Linked DNA regions of Homo sapiens: region 1 is linked to region 2. The links are chromatin loops, found by intact Hi-C in ENCODE. Cell type or tissue: OCI-LY7. All regions are shown on one strand.

Region 1 (8,000 bases), 65 kb after region 2:
GTTTTTCTGCCCAGAGGCCCCTTTGGCATCGTGACTCAAAATTTTCTCTGGGTATTTTGCCTTCTTGCTGATGCATCGTTTGCCGGATGGGAACCAGCAGGTAGAGAGTGTTGGCTTTCTGCCTCCGGTCAGAGTCGGGAACGTGACTTGGATACAAACTCAGCATGGAGGGAGGCATGACTTGGGAGGGCAGAACCCGGCAGCTTCATTCCCATCCTCTGTTGGTGGGGAAGAGTGAGCAACTCACAGGTAGAACCAGGACAGTAGTCAGGGCTGTTTAAAAATTTAGGGCTCCTGGCTGGACGCGGTGGCTTATGCCTGTAATCCTGTTCCTGGACCAAACCGAGGGTTGCGCTGCTTGTTCTTATGGCCCAATAACAAGATGCAGATGAACTGGGAAGAGAAGAATTTTTTTTTTTTCTGTAACGAGGTACAGGGAGAAGGCTTAGAAATTATCTGCAGACCAACTCAAAATTACAAAGTTTCCCGGAGCTTACATACCTTCTAAGCTACGTGTCCACGTGTAAGTGTGCATTCCTCTAGAGACCTAAGTGATCAGCTTCTTCTAGTCTATGACTAAGGTCTGAGTCCTGAAGACCTTCCTCTAGAGCTTCAGTAAATTTACTTAATCTAAATGGGTCCAGGTGTGGGCGTGATTACCCTTATCTTGTCTCCTGCTAAATCATGGAGGTTTGGGGAGTCCCTTCAGACCCCCAGTAAACTTGTTTGTGGAGGCCTGGGGAGTTTCTTCACATCCCCAGTAAAACTTGTTTAATCCTTCGTTATCTTGTCATGCTTCAAGGCCCAGGAAAGGCCTGGGCACAACTAGGGGTGGGCTTTTGTTACATTCCAGCCCTTGTATAAGGGCAGTAGCTCTCTCAGCTTTTAATATTTAACTTAACCACTCAGTCAGTGCTGACACAATTGTTATAGAGGCCTGTGTTAGTGAGAACTGGCCTGCCACAATCCCAGCACTGTGGGAGGATCATTTGCGGCCAGGAGTTCGAGACCAGCCCAAGCAACATAGACCGTCTCTACAAAAGTAAAAAGTTAGTTGGGCATGATGGTGCATACCTGTAGTTCCAGCTACTGGGGAGGCTGAGGTGAGAGGATTGCATGAGTCCAGGATACTGAGGCTATAATGAGCTATGATCACCCCAGCCTGGGTGACAGAGCGAGACCCTGTCTTAAGAAAAAATTAGGACTCCTATCCCACCTCTTCAGAGACACTCATATAAAAATACAGTGTTTCCAGCTGCCATTTGTTGAGTACCTGTTGGCGGTGAGCCAGACTGTTGATCTGTGATGTTGTGTTAAATCATCCTGGCAAGGAGTGAGGTAGTGATGAGGAGGGCTGGTTTCACAGACCAGGAAACTGACCCGCCAGGAGGAGAGAAGATTGTCTCGGCCATAGCTCTCTGTAGTGTGCTCTGGGCTCTGTGTGCCCAGAGCAGCTCAGCCCAGATCCACACCACAGCCCCAGGTGGTCAGTATCACTGCAGCTTTGTTAACTATGGAGACTTCAAAGCAGGAAGGGGGAGGGATGCACACCCTTTCTCTTGGAAATTTCCTGGAAGGCAAGAACTGCTCGGGCTCAGCCATAATTAGTTCCTTGGTGGCAGGTTTCTTCAGCCTCCCACATGGGAAGAAACCCGAGTAGGTTGTGGAAATGCGGGTTCCAGGAAGCCTTGCCTGACAGCTCCTGGCTGGACGTGGCTGCATCTCGTCACTGGTCTCCCTGCTCCTGGGGAGCTGCCACCTCTCTGCAGTCACCTTCCAGTGGGGCAGACACAGATGGGTCCTAAGGAGAGAGATGAACAAAGTAATCACTACTGTGCTAAGACATAGTACGCTTGAGAGACAGAGTAAAGGGCCGACCCTGACTTCCCAGGGGGAGGTCTCCCTCTGTGCAGGTGTCCTTCCAGGATGAGAAGGGGCCAGGCAGCTGGAGACTTGGGCAGGAGCATAGCAGGCAGAGAGGGCACAGCCTGTGCACCAGCCCTGCCATTGGAAGGGGCTTGGAAGGAACTGCAGGAGAGTCACCGAGAGCCAGAACCATGCCTGTCTTCCTGCCGCAATGCCTGTGCCCAGCATGGGGGCTGGTGCGTAGCAGGTATTTATTTTTGTCCTGAATGAATGTGAAGACAGGAAGCGCTCAGCCACCATCATCAGCCCCAAGCTGTGGGAAGCAGAGGTCAGAGGCTGGGAACCGTGACACGTTACTGGTGCTTTTTTGGTGACCTCACTGGAGAATACTTAAGATTAACCATGTGTGTGTTTGTGTATGGATGTGAGTGATCCCTCACTCATCCCTTCTAGAATGTTCTGAATTGCCCACTGTGTTCCAGGCAGTGTGTCATGTGCTGGGGAAACTAAGATCACTCCAGCATAGACCAATTTCAGGGAACTCAGTTTAGATAAATGAGGCCGATAAGAGAACAACATCACCATGCATTGTGACAAAATGACACTGACTCTTCCTTCCAAACTCAAGAGTTGTGATCTAATCAGAATCGTGTTCCAATTCTTTAGATGAAAAGGCAATTGGGAGTTTAAGCAAATCTGGGACCTGAGGTTGCCTTAGGTCCCACATTTGGGTGCTTAAAAGGATGGCGGCAGTGTTTAAATGTTGATAAACAAGAACAGAAAAAAGCAACACGTTTGTTTTTCGTTATCTGTCCATAGAGCAAATCAGGACTGAGGCGATAAGGCCTGAGCACAACCTGTTGAAGAAAATCCTCACCCTCCTCATCTAGCCTCCTCCAGGAGGTCCTTACCACCATCCCGGTTCCCTCCGCTGCCTCCTCCAGGTCTCAGCTTCCCCATGACTTCCAGAGTGTCCCTTCTGTCAGCTGCCACACTGCTCTGTTCCTACCACATCCCAGTCTCACCCCACCACAGTTACCACTCCTGCTCAGACCTCATAGTCCCCCTTAGTTCCCCACGCAGGGACCAAAGCCACCTTGTCTTCTCCAGCGGCCACCCTCCCCCTCAGAACAGGGACACTCCATTGGAGTAGGTTCACTGTGTCCTGGAGGAATGACTTCCCAAACCCAGTCCGACCTAGCTAGAGAAAAACATCTCAGCCTTTCAGAATTTAGCCCCCACACTTCCACCTCTGGAATCACAGTGATTCCCAGGCCAGGCCTGGGAGTGAGGACAGGTGACCTGTGTCAAGGGCATATGACGTCATCTGTCATAGCTATTTCTTTCTTCCGTGGAACATTGTTGCAGAGCCTTTGAGAGAGCGGGGGGAGGAGTGCTTTGTTTTTGGAGCTGTGCAGGTGGTTGAGAGATTAGGGGATGAGCTCCAGTGAGCAGATGAGCTCAAAGAGGGCGCTGAGAGCTGGGCTGAAAGCGCACGCTGGAGTGAGTGTGTAAGTGGGCCTCCAACCAGCCTGTGGATACCCAGGTCTTATGAGGGCCCCGGGGAGAAGAAACTTGGGCCCAAACAGATGGCAGGTGTAAGAGTCATAGATCTAGTTCTCAGAGGACAAACACATGCTACCACCCACTCAAAGAGCACAGGTCCTGATGGGACTTCCTTGGTGGGGTGGGGAAGACAGAGAGCCGGGGATATCACAGCTGTGCCAGGGAGGTGGCCCAGCGTGGATGAGCTTTGGGATTTGTGTTAGTTAGGGCCCCGATTCTGGCTGACTCAAACATCAAAGCACCTGTCGTGGTTCACGTGATGGTGAAGTCCAGGTAAGGGGGGATTCCAGAGGAGGTTCAGGCTGTCGTCGGGGTCCCGGTCCTGTGTCTGCGTGACACAGTCCTACCTGGTTCCCTTCACTGGAGGAAAAATGGCTCCAACAGTGCCAGGCTTCTCCCTACCTGCAGGTTGAGAACAAATGCTTGTCCCTGCGTCCTAAGCAGGGGACCTAGGGTAGAACCCATAAGGCCAGTCACGCTAGTGATGGGAGTGGGGAGAACTCCCTGAGTGGCCTAACCTACATCCTGTGTTCCACGCTGGAGCTGGGCGAGGAGTCAGCTTGCCCAGAACTGCATAGGGTCTCTGGTGGAAATCAGGGGCTATCGCAAGAGAGGGCAGGGAGGGGACCCTGGACTCCAGCACCTAGTGTTCATGACAGTTCTCTTGGGATTCTGTCCCATGTAAAGTACAGAGTCTAGTCCTGGATTTGAGAAACTTCTCTGATCACATATCCAATTGTTAAAAAGAATTGTGGGTTACTGCAATATACATTTGTTTGTTTGTAGTGTACATAGATTCTTTATAATATACAAAACAAAAATCAGGAACTTATTAAAGATGATGAATAGAAACTAAGGTGGAGTTCTAATACTCCTTTGGGTAACTTGGGGATCATCTCAAGCATCCTGTGCTGGAGACCTCTATTAGGATGCAGTCACTGGGGACTACCATTAGGACGCGGTCGCTGGGGACCACCGTCAGGACTTGGTCACTGGAGACCACCGTCAGGATGCAGTCACTGGAGTTACTGGGGGACCACCGTCAGGATGCAGTCAGTAGGGGGCCACTGTCAGGATATGGTCACTGGAATCACTGATGACCACTGTCAGGATGCGGTCACTAGGGGACCACTGTCAGGATGCGGTCACTGGAGTCACTGGGGACCACTGTCAGGATGCGGTCACTGGAGTCACCGGGGACCACTGTCAGGATGCGGTCACTGGAGTCACCGGGGACCACTGTCAGGATGCGGTCACTGGAGTCACCGGGGACCACTGTCAGGATGCGGTCACTGGAGTCACTGGGGACCACTGTCAGGATGCGGTCACTGGAGTCACCGGGGACCACTGTCAGGATGCGGTCACTGGAGTCACCGGGGACCACTGTCAGGATGTGGTCACTGGAGTCACTGGGGACCACTGTCAGGATGTGGTCACTGGAGTCACTGGAGTCACCGGGGACCACTGTCAGGATGTGGTCACTGGAGTCACCGGGGACCACTGTCAGGATGTGGTCACTGGAGTCACTAGAGTCATTTCTGTGCTGTGGCATTTTAATGTCGTTACTTTGAGTCATTCCTTTTCTCCAGTCGTGAGTTGTGCTGTCTGCCCACCACTACTGATTTAATATTTTCTTTAAATTTTCTCTCACTTTTTACCTAAAGTAAACTCATTTGTAAAGAAAACGAGCATCATTTGCCATCAATAGAAAAATAACTTCAAAAGTACCATGATGAATACAAAACAGTAGGTTAGTGTCTAGTCAGCCACTGTAGTCTGCCTAGAGGTTTTAAAAAAAAAAAAAAATGGTGAACAAAGGTTAGCAGGCAAAGGCAGATGAGCCTCGACTTGAAAGACTGAGAAGGCATGAGAAAGGGAAAAGCTTTGTCTGGCATCCAGCATTGTTCACTGTCGTATCCAGGCACCACAGAAAACCATCTTGGTTTCCGAGTTCCATGCTTGGGGAGACACTGGTGGGGTGATTAAGGGTGTGGGCACTGAAGCCAGGTGGCCTGGAGTTTGAGTGCCATTTTTATCCCTTCCCTGTGCCTCGTCTTCTTCATCTGTGATGTGGACCTCCCTCCCAGAGATGTTGGGACTAGATGGAGCAGTATTTTCAAATGTCTTCATGTATGACATGCAGTTGTTAAGTACTAACTTTTATTATTACTGGTTTAAGTTGTTGTTTAAACTGTTCCAGACTTTTTAAGGAATATTTTCAATTTGAAAATATAGAGATTGATTGTAAGTGTTCTGTGATCAAACTGATCCTAGAGAAGAATATGACGTACTCCCTCAATTTATCCATGGGGCCTGAGATCCAGCCAGTCTGCAGAGACCCAGATTGGACCATCGCAGTGTGCTGGGGTTTGTTTCCTCATGTGATTATAAACTTTCACATGAGACTGGGACCTGTTCTAGGCATTTTTGGGGGTCATTCCATGGGCTTTTGGGGGGGTCCCATGAGTTTACATTGAGGACAGCATCCTTGGAGCCTCAGAAAACTGAGCAGCCCATCACCACTGGTCTCTCGGTGCTGCAGAGGCAACTTGGATGCCAGCAAGTTCCAGGCCAGTGGTATAATGAGGCATGAAGTCCCAGGAGGACTGGGAGGAAGACAGGAGTGTCCAAACAGGATGACCTTTCTCCTCTCCAGCTGATTCTCGCCCTGTGGAAATGCTCTTGGCATTTCAGTGCTGGCATCTGTTTTTTGTTTGTTTGTTTGTTTGTGGAGATGGAGTCAGGCCATGTTGCCCAGGCTGTTCTCAAATTCCTGGGCTCAGGCGATCCTCTGCCTCAGCCTCCCAAAGTGTTGAGATTCTAGGCCTGAGCCACTGTGCCTGTCAATGTTTTCTTTTTTAAAATTGTACTGGGTGAGCAAAACCTGTTTGCAACCTCTGGTCTAAGCCCATTTGTGAATTGATCCCCTTCCCCTCTCCTGCTACCTGCATTGTTGACTTTAAAGCTCTATTCTCGGCCCCCAGCCCATCTCCTAGTCCCTTTGATGATAAACAGTGCCATGAACACAGCTCAGAGCTGACAAACGGGCCTCCTGACCCAGCAATCCATCTATCTGGGAGGTTGCTGAAAACCGAAACCTCCCAGGCTACCCAAACACCCACTTCTGAAGCCCCCAAACTCCACTAGGTAATGAAAGATACCCAGGGAAATTAGAACAATGACAATAAAAACAGCGTTTCAACCGGGACGCAAGCTCTTGGGTGGCTTTACTCAGGAGGGTTTTTTCTCCCACTGGCCCTTTATATAATTCTCCACAGTGATGGGTATATTACAGCAATCTTGTAGAACGACAGCCTTGTGAAAGACAGAAAACAATGTAACTGCCCCCAGTTTTTAACTGACTTTCCTTTGCAAAATTTTGCCCTTCGCTAGCAATGTATCCCATCTCTACTTCTGCAGGCCCCTCCCTAATGGCAAGAAAGAATAGAAATCTGAAATGTCTGCATTTTGACTATAGCCCTTCCAGTGTGACCCTCTGAAAGGCATTTTTAAGAAAGAGCAGAAATGTTGGAATGTCACAGACATTTATTTGCATGGTATCATAACAGATTTTAATTTGACAAGGAAACCGCCTAAGAGGAAGGATTGAAAAGCCAATGCCAGGTAGAAGAGGTTTCCTTTGCGAAAATTATTTAAATGCATTCTGGCAGCTCTTATTTGAAGGTTAATTGTGATTCCGACTGTTAGGGAAAACCTAATTAACAATAATGGGAAAAAACTACATTTAAGTAATATTAAGGTTGTGACAAGCATTTTATAAAAGCAAGAACTCATTGCTGAAGTTTAGACTTGCTCTTCCAACCTGTGGCCCATTGTTCTCAGGTAGTGAAGCAGATAAAATGCATTAATTAAATATTTGGAAGCACTTTGCTGGTTCTTCTTATTTATTATCTTGTGTGAGGTTGACATCTTGGCAATTTCTGAGAACAAAAGAATATACAGAGAAGTAGATTTGCTCCTTATTTTATCAGCGGGATTATATTTAAATATAATTTTTGGCCAGGCACAGGGGGTTATGCCTGTGATCCCAATGTTTTGAGGGTCCAAGGCAGGAGAATTGCTTAAGGCCAGGAGTTCAAGACCAGCCTGGACAACACAACAAGATCCTGTCTCTAAAAATTTTTTAAAGCTATTAGTTGGGTGTGGGGGCATGTACCCGTAGTTTCGACTGTTCAGGGAGACTGAGGCAGGAAGATTGCTTGAGCCCAGGAGGTCGAGGTTGCAGTGAGCTGTAATCACACACTGCATTCCAGCCTGGGCACCAGAGGGAGACCCTGTCTTTTTTTCTTGTTTTTTGAGATGGAGCCTCACTCTGGTGCCCAGGCTGGAGTGCAGTGGTGCGATCTTGGCTCACTGCAACCTCTGCCTCCCGGGTTCAAGCGATTCTCGTGCCTGGGACTACATGCACGTGCCACCACGTCTGGCTAATTTTTGTATATTTTTTAGTAGAGATGGGGTTTCGCCATGTTGGCCAGGCTGGTCTTGAACTCCTGACCTCTCAGGTGATCTGCCCGCCTTGGCCCCACAAAGTGCTGGTATTACAGGTG
Region 2 (8,000 bases):
GAGTGTGGGGAGATCATGACTTTAAGTGAGTCGGGATGAACTTTGTTGAGAAGGCGTTGCCTGAGCACAGAGTTGCCAAGGGGGCACTGGCCATGTGAACACAGGCAGGGGGATGGTGGCGGTGTGCCTGTTGCGTCCAAGGAACACCAAGGAGGCAGCAAGGCAGAGAGGAGGCGGAGAAGCCACAGAGGCTTCAGACAGTCACATCCCCTGGGGCCTGGTGAGGTTGGTAGGCAGGGAGGCTGGCCGCAGGTGGGAATGAGAAGGGGGCCACTGGAGGACTGTGAGCAAAGGAGGGGTGGCCTCTGAGTTAGGGTTTTGGAAGTTTGCTGTGTGGAGACTGGAGTGTGGGAGCAGGGGTGGAGGCAGAGAAGAGCTGGCAGGTGGTTATAGGAGCTCAGGCACAAGGCGGTGGTGGCTGGGACCAGTTGGGGAAGTGAGAATGGTAAGAAGTGGCCTGCCCCTGGCCTTATGTGGATGCTGGAGCTGGAAGGATTTCCAGGAACACGGGCTGTGAGGTGTGAGTGAGAGCAGTACCAGATGCCTCCAGGGCATTGTCCTGAGCAGCCAGAAGGATGTGGAGGGAGGCTGCTAACCAGGATGGGGATGGCTTTGTGGGGGCCGAGCAGGAGCTTGGGTACAGGCATGTTGAGTGTGAGCTATCTGAACATCTACGGAGAGACAGAAGGAACGTGGGTATCAAGAGTTCAGTTAGTATGCCGGGGCCCACAATACCGAATGGAACACATTGAGGGTATTGAAAGCCCCAAAACTGGATAACGTTTCTGAGAGAGTGAGTGTAGGTGGGCCAGGACTGAGCTCTGTGGCCCTCCCACATTAAGATGTGGAAAAAAGGAGATACCAGCAAAAGAGATGGAGAAGGAGGCCAGGCGCAGTGGCTCACGCCTGTAATGCAGCACTTTGGGAGGCCAAGGCGGGCAGATCACTTGGGGTCAGGAGTTTGAGACCAGCCTGGCCATCCCCGTCTCTACTGAAAATACGAAAAATGAGTCAGGCGTGGTGGTGCGCACCTGTAATCCCAGCTACTCGGGAGGCTAAGGCAGGAGAATCGCTTGAACCCGGGAGGCAGAGGTTGCAGTGAGCTGAGATTGCGCCACTGTATTCCAGCCTGGGTGACAGAGCACCAGAGACTCCATCTCCAAAAAAAAAAAAGGTGAAGGACTGACCAGGGAGGAGACAAGACTCTCCTAGAGTCCTAGAAGCCACGTGAGAGTGTGCTTGCAGGAGGGGAGAGCCCAGCTGTGTTGTGGCTGCCGATGGGGCAAATGAGGCAAGCGCAGTTGGTCCCCTGAGTCATCTGGTGGCAGCCATTGGTGGCATTGTCAAGACCTAGCCAGTGGACTGCAGGGGTGAGAGCCTGAGTTGCAGAGCATTGATGAGAGAGTAGGAGAGGGGCTGGAGAGGGCGAGTGGAGACAGCTCTTTCCAGGAGGTTGGCTGCAGACAGGAGTAAGGAAATGCAGCAGTAATGGCAGGGACGTGCAGCAGGAATTGTTTCTTCCCATCAGCTGTATTGAAGTATCATTGACAACAACTGTGTATCTTTATGGTGTACAATGTGCTGTTTTGATCTGTACGTTGTGAAATGATTAAATCAAGTTAATAAACATATTCATCACTTCACATACTTTTTTTTGGTGTTGAGACCATTTAGGATATAATCTCTTCACAATTTTCAAGGAAACAATCCTGTATTTTTTTATTTTTTTGAGACTGAGTCTTGGTGCGACGCCCAGGCTGGAGCGCAATGGCGTGATCTCGGCTCACTGCCACCTCTGCTTCCCGGGTTCAAGTGATTCTCCTGCCTCAGCCTCCCGAGTAGCTGGGATTACAGGCACCCACCACCATGCCTGGCTAATTTTTTTTTAGTAGAGACAGGGTTTCGCCATATTAACCAGGCTAGTGTGAGCCACTTTGTTCTGCTAACAGTCCAGTATTCTTAACTACAGCCACCATGCTGTCCCCTAACCCGCCAGAACTCATTCATCCTGTCCAACTGAAGCTTTGTACTTTTTGACCAGCATCCCCCCATCTCTCCCCTGCCCCGACCCCAACCTCTGGTAATCACCATTCTGCTCTCTGCTTCTATGCTCATAAGATTCCATATGAGTGAGATCATGTGGTATTTTGTCTTTGTGTGCCTGGTTGAGTTCACTTAGCATAATATCCTCCACGTTTATCCGTGTCATCACAAATGACAGGATTTTCTTCTTTTTTAAGGCTGAGTAGCTTTCCATTGTGTATATACGTCACGTTTTGTTTATTCATCTGTTGATGGACACAGGTTGATTCTGTATCTTGGCTATTGTGAATAGTGCTGCAATAAACATGAGAGTGCAGATAAATAACTCTTCGACATACTGGTTTCATTTCCTTTGGATAAATATGCAGTAGTGGGATTGCTGGATCATATGGCAGCTCTATTTTTAGTTTTTTGAGGACCCTCCATGCTGTTTTCCATAACGGCTGTACTAATTTACGTTCCTACCCACAGTGTACAAGGGTTCCCTTTTCCCAGTCCTCACCAACATTTATCTTTCTTCTATTTTATAACAGCCATCTTAACAGGTGTGAGGTGCTATCTCATTGTGGTTTTGATTTGCATTTCTCCGATGATTGGTAATGTTGAGCAGCTGGTCATACACCTGTTGGCCGTTTGGATGTCTTCCTTGAGAAATGTCTATTTGCATCCTGTGTCCATTTTTTAATCAGGTTATATTTTCCTGCTATTGAGTTGTTTGAGTTCCTTGTATATTTTGGATATTAACCCCTTATCAGACCTATTTTGCAAACAGTTTCTTCCATTTGGTAAGTTGTCTCTTCACTCTGTTGATGGTTTCCTGAGAATTTTTGTTTTTTGGAGGTGGAGTCTCATTCTGTCATGCAGATCTTGGCTCACTGCAACCTCTGCCTCCCTGGTTCAGGCGATTCTCCTGCCTCAGCTTCCTGAATAGCTGGAATTACAGGCGTGTACCATCATGCCCGGCTAGTTTTTGTATTTGTAGCAGAGACGAGGTTTCACCATGTAGGCCAGGCTGGTCTTGAACTCCTGACCTCAAGTGATCCGCCTGCTTCGGCCCCCAAAGTGTTGGGATTACAGGTGTGAGCCACTGCGCCCGGCCTCCTGAGAATTTTTTTTGAAGAGAGACAATCAGCATTCAGCAGTTGTTTATGAAGTGCCTGCTATGTGCCAGGTACCAGGCTACTATCTGACTTAAAATGGGGAACAAGACAGAGTTCCTGGGTACGTGGGATTTCCATTTTACTGGGAATCACGGTGAAAGAGGCAGGAATGGCCACTGATGGCTCTGCTTAGTTCCACATGCTCACAACCATTGGTCTACTGGCCTCCTCCACTTGGACTTATGATAGCTAAAGCAGAACATCTGCTTTTCCCACCAAAACTTCAATTTCTCCACCGTCTTCCCCACTGTATTAGTTTTCTTTTGGTGTGGCAACAAATGGCTGATAACAAATTATCTTACAGATTTGGAGGTCAGAAGCCGTGGATTTCAATGGGCTGAATGAGGTGGTGGCAGGGTTGTATTTGTTTCCATAGACTCTAGGGGAGAATTCCTTTCCTTGCTCATTCCGTTGTTGACAGAATCCAGTTCCGAGTAGCTGAATGACTAAGGTTCCCGCTTCTGGTTGGCTCTCAGCTGGGGGCTGCCCTGAGCTCTGGAGGCCCCCAGAACCCAGAACAAGCAATGGCATGTTGAGTCCTTTTCATTCTTGGAATCCGACTTCCTGTTCTCCTGCTTCTCCTCTGTGGTTGTCTTCTGCCATCCCTCTCTTCTGCTTTCGACTGGAGGGCATTCTCTGCTTTTAAGGGCTCACGTCATTAGATTGGGCTCACACAGGTAATCCAGTATACTCTCCTATCTCAAGGTCTGTAACTCTAATTATATCTGCAAAGTCTCTTGCTATGTGCAGCAACATATTCACAGCATCTTTGGGGCATGGGCATCTTTGGGGGCCATTCTGCCTACCACTAGCATCTCTCTCTCTCTCTCTCTTTAAGAGAGACAGGGTCTTGCTCTGCCATCCAGCCTGGAGTGCAATGGCACATCTATAGCTCACTGAAGCCTTTAACTCTTGGGATCAAGCGATCCTCCTGCCTCAGCCTCCTGAGTAGTTGGGAAGTTGGAACTACAGGCACGCACCACCATGCCCGGCTTATTTAAAATTTTTTTTTTTTTTTTTTGTAGCATCAGGGTTTCTCTGCATTGCCTAGGCTGGTCTCGAACTCCTGATCTCAAGTAGTCCTCCCACCTCAGCCTCCCAAAGTGCTAGGATTACAGATGTGAGCCACCGCACCCAGCACCCACTCATAAATGCCACCTCTTGGTTGCTCAAACCAGAAATCTGGGAGTCATCCTGTGTTTTTCCGCAGACTTTGTCTCTGATTTACAATCTATAGCCAGTCCTGCCAGTTCCAAAATATACCCTGGAGATGAATGGCCATTTGTGACTGTCCTCACTGCTATCGCCTGGGTCAGGCCCCCAGAGTCTCTTTGCCTGGGATGCTATTGTAGCTCTGAGCTGGTCACCTGCTTTCCATCCTGGCTCCTGTGCAGTCTGCTCTTCACACAGCAGCCAGAGTGGTTTAGCAATCAGCAAACAGGTCACAGCTCCCAGCTCCCCTGATGAAAGGCCTCCAACAGCTTTGCCTCATCCTGAGAATAAGATATGAAGTTTCCCCTGCAGCCTCCAGCCCCGTGTCATCTGCCGCCACCTGCCGTCCTGCTCTGACCTGTCACCTCGTCTCTGTGTGTACCTTCTTTCAGTCACAGTGGCCTTTCTGTTCCCGGAAGAAGTCCCGCGTTCCCATGTCATCGCACTTGCCATTCCCTTTGCCAGAACATTCCCCCCGTGATAGCCCCATGATGGAGCTTCGAGTCAGTCAGTTCTCTGTGTGGTTGAGGTCTCCCCACAGAGGCCCAGCCTCCATGTCTGCAGGAGCTCTCCTGAGGCACCCTCTCCAGTGTATGTTTTGCATAGAAATTGTTACTCCCGGAAATTCTCCTTACTTATCTGCTCATTTGCTGCAAGCCAGATGTAAGTGCTCAGCAGAACTGTCTCTCATGTTCCACTCCCCACAGGTCCCAGGGCCCTGACCCATGGCAGTCGCTCACAATGTATATACTGGGGCAGCAAATGCAGTGGTGGCATCAGAATTCCAGAGCCTTCTTGGAGAGTGAATGGTACTTCGCTGCCTTTCCATCTTAGTAGCTCAGAGGAAACGTGGAACTTGTAAGGGTTTGTGAGGTAGTTCCTGAATCAGACGTCTCCTCTGTTAAAGGTGCCCAGTGTGGAGAGCGTTGTTATTTTTTATCTAATATATAATGAGACACCAAGGAGGACTTCCAGCCTCCCTTGGGAAATTTCCCTGAGTCTCTGTCGGAGGAGGACTTGTGTCTTGTGTCATTCTCTCTCACTATGATAGCCTGGTACAAAGAGATCCTCCGTAGACAAGAGTTGTTCCATCAGCAGACAGAGAGCTGGATTCAGCCCTCTGGCAGGAGTGCCACGCCTCCCTCCCCAGATTCCCCCTCCTCTCTCTCCTGCCCTCTGCTTCCCCAGAGCTTCCTTGCTTTGGCTTCCTAGACATAATTAAGATTTTCCGGGAAGTTGTCTAGGCTGTACATCATCTCCGTGGGCTTTTGAAATAGCCTCTGGTTTGTCATTTATTATATCGTTCCGATTTGTCAAGGTCTCCTTCTCAACGTGGGGAAAAAAAATGCACTCCGCTTCCAGGTGTACATGGGAATCGTTTAAAATACAGCGTGATTACAGCTGGGCCACCTGGCTGCTCGTTCTACCCCGTCTTTGAGAGGAGGCAGCATTGGCTGTGCTGGCTTGGTGTAGCCACTGGCTAAGAAGGTGTCCTCCTCCTCTCTGCCCCTGCCTCCAGCCTGAGCAAGCCCTAGTTCTGCTGGGTGAGGGGGATGCTGGGATGTTTCTCTGCCTCCTCCAGCCCGCAGCCCCCACCTGGCTCCCCGCAGCTTTTATGAGAGCTGTGGCGCAGAGGACTGAGGAGCGGATTGAAGCCAGCCCAGGGTCACGTGTGGCTTTATGGATGAGAGCCCTTGAATATGATTGTCTTCCTATTTTCTAGTTTTTCTTACCTTTGGGACATTTTCTCATCACCTAATGCTAGTCTTCAAACTGTAAGGTACATCAAAATCACCCTGGATAGTTATTAAAATGCAGATTCCTGGCCCTCGTCTCCGATCCACGGAATTCGTTTCTGGGAACCGAGACCCACGAATCTGCATTGTAACAAGTTTCCCCTTCCCTCCCAGCCCTCCCCATGTGACTTTGATGAGCGTGGTTCAGGGTCCCCCTTTGAGCCCTGCTGATATAATGGACCTCTCTGCTCAGATCACCGCCACATCCAAAGTGCCCTGCCACCCCCTAATCCCCCGCTGCCTCTGCCTCTGCCCCATGAATGCAGCCGCTCAGGTCTTTGCTCCTGCTGATGCGCGGCCACGTTCCTCCAGTCTTCTCTTCTGTTCCTGCAGGAGACAGCTGCCACATTGAGGCTTCACAGGCACTTCTCTGTGACCCCTTTTTTCTCTCCATTGTGACCTGACCCTATGGCATTCTTCAGAATTCATAAGGGAAGTGAGCTTTCAACGTGATTTCTTTTTTAAACCTATCTTTTTTATCCCCTTGAAACATGAGACTTTGCCTTGACCTTGGGTTTCAGGGATGATGAGTCCTCTTCTGCTGGTGCTACAGGCGTCCTTGTTCCAGCCTTGACATTGTTTTCCTTGTAGGTTCCTGGAGCAGGGATACATTCTGGATTTCCAACATGAATTGTGTGAGATTTTTGTTGTTCTTTTAACCTCCCTGTTACCGTCTTCCTTCTCATCCTTCATCTGTTGTGCGCCTGGTGCTCCTTGAGGACTTTGTATTCTTGGCTTTGGGCTTCCTTCCCATGCGGCTTGAGGCGCTGGCCCATGTTATCTGTTGTTGTCTAGAAGTCTCTCCACAAAGCCCAGCCCCTTGCAGATGATTTGTCTTTGCCTTCTGAGCTTCTCTTTTCTCTCATGTGGGGTGGGGGCATCCATGTCCTCCTGGTCTCTTGGAGTGCGTTCCACCTTCTCCGTCTGCTTGCTCTCCAGGGCTTTCTTAGCCAGGTCCCCGGCTGGAGTGGATGTTTGCTATGAGCTTGGGTCTGTGCACGCGTCCCCGGCTGGAGTGAGTGAGTGTTGAGCTCAGGTCAGTTCACACGCCCCCAGCTGGAGTGAGTGTTCGCTGAGCTCCAGTCTGTGCATGCGCCCCCGGCTGGAGGGAGTGTTTGCTGAGCTCAGATCTGTGTGCGTGTGCCCGGCTGGAGTGAATGTTTGCTCTGAGCTTGGGTCTGTGCATGCGTCCCCAGCTGGAGTGAGTGTTTGTTGAGCTCAGGTCAGTGCACGCGCCCCCGGCTGGAGTGAGTATTTGCTGAGCTCGGGTCTGTGTGCGCGCCCCCGGCTGGAGTGAGTGTTTGTTGAGCTCGGGTCTGTGCACGTGTCCCCGGCTGGAGTGAGTGTGTGCTGAGCTGGGGTCTGCGCATGAGTCCCTGGCTGGAGTGAGTGTTTGCTGAGGTGGGATCTGTGCATGAGTCCCCGGCTGGAGTGAGTGGTTCCTGAGCTCCAGTCTGTGCACGTGTCCCCGGCTGGAGTGAGTGTTTGCTGAGCTCCGGTCTGTGCGTGCGTCCCTGGCTGGAGTGAGTGTTTGCTGAGCTCGGGTCTGTGTGCGCACCCCCGGGTGAAGTGAGTGTTTGCTGAGCTCGGGTCTGTGCGCGCGTCCCCGGCTGGAGTAAGTGTTTGCTCTGAGCTCCGGTCTGTGCGTGCGTCCCTGGCTGGAGTGAGTGTTTGCTGAGCTCGGGTCTGTGCACGTGTCCCCGGCTGGAGTAAGTGTTTGCTCTGAGCTCCGGTCTGTGCACGTGTCCCCCGCTGGAGTGAGTGTTGGCTGAGCTCGGGTCTGTGTGCG

The links. A loop is a pair of places that touch in the nucleus more often than their neighbours do. Peaks named below come from ENCODE experiments on the same cell type or tissue, not always from the same donor. Only the 100,000 strongest peaks of a DNase experiment are listed, where the experiment ranks them.
Region 1: a loop joins it to region 2, with 3 times the contacts of the local background. A loop is called at or near these places in 3 of 110 quality-filtered maps.

The regions. Positions count from the first base shown.
Region 1 is chr16:12,318,295-12,326,294 of GRCh38, forward strand. The region is part of intron 15 of SNX29 (sorting nexin 29); the gene reads left to right. Among named protein-coding and RNA genes, the nearest start is that of SNX29-AS2, 50 kb to the right of the region's middle. In OCI-LY7, no CTCF peak of the experiment used is centred here; DNase peaks (open chromatin) are centred at 1,385, 2,147, 3,337, 4,919 and 3 weaker places; H3K4me3 peaks cover 4,592 bases; H3K27ac peaks cover 7,594 bases.
Region 2 is chr16:12,253,485-12,261,484 of GRCh38, forward strand. All of the region lies in intron 14 of SNX29 (sorting nexin 29), which reads left to right. Among named protein-coding and RNA genes, the nearest start is that of SNX29-AS2, 120 kb to the right of the region's middle. RefSeq lists an enhancer at 7,869-8,000. In OCI-LY7, CTCF peaks have their summits at 4,770 (motif pointing left), 4,970, 7,294 (motif pointing left) and 7,493 (motif pointing left); DNase peaks (open chromatin) are centred at 427, 2,647, 4,727, 7,277 and 1 weaker place; H3K4me3 peaks cover 3,266 bases; H3K27ac peaks cover 7,113 bases.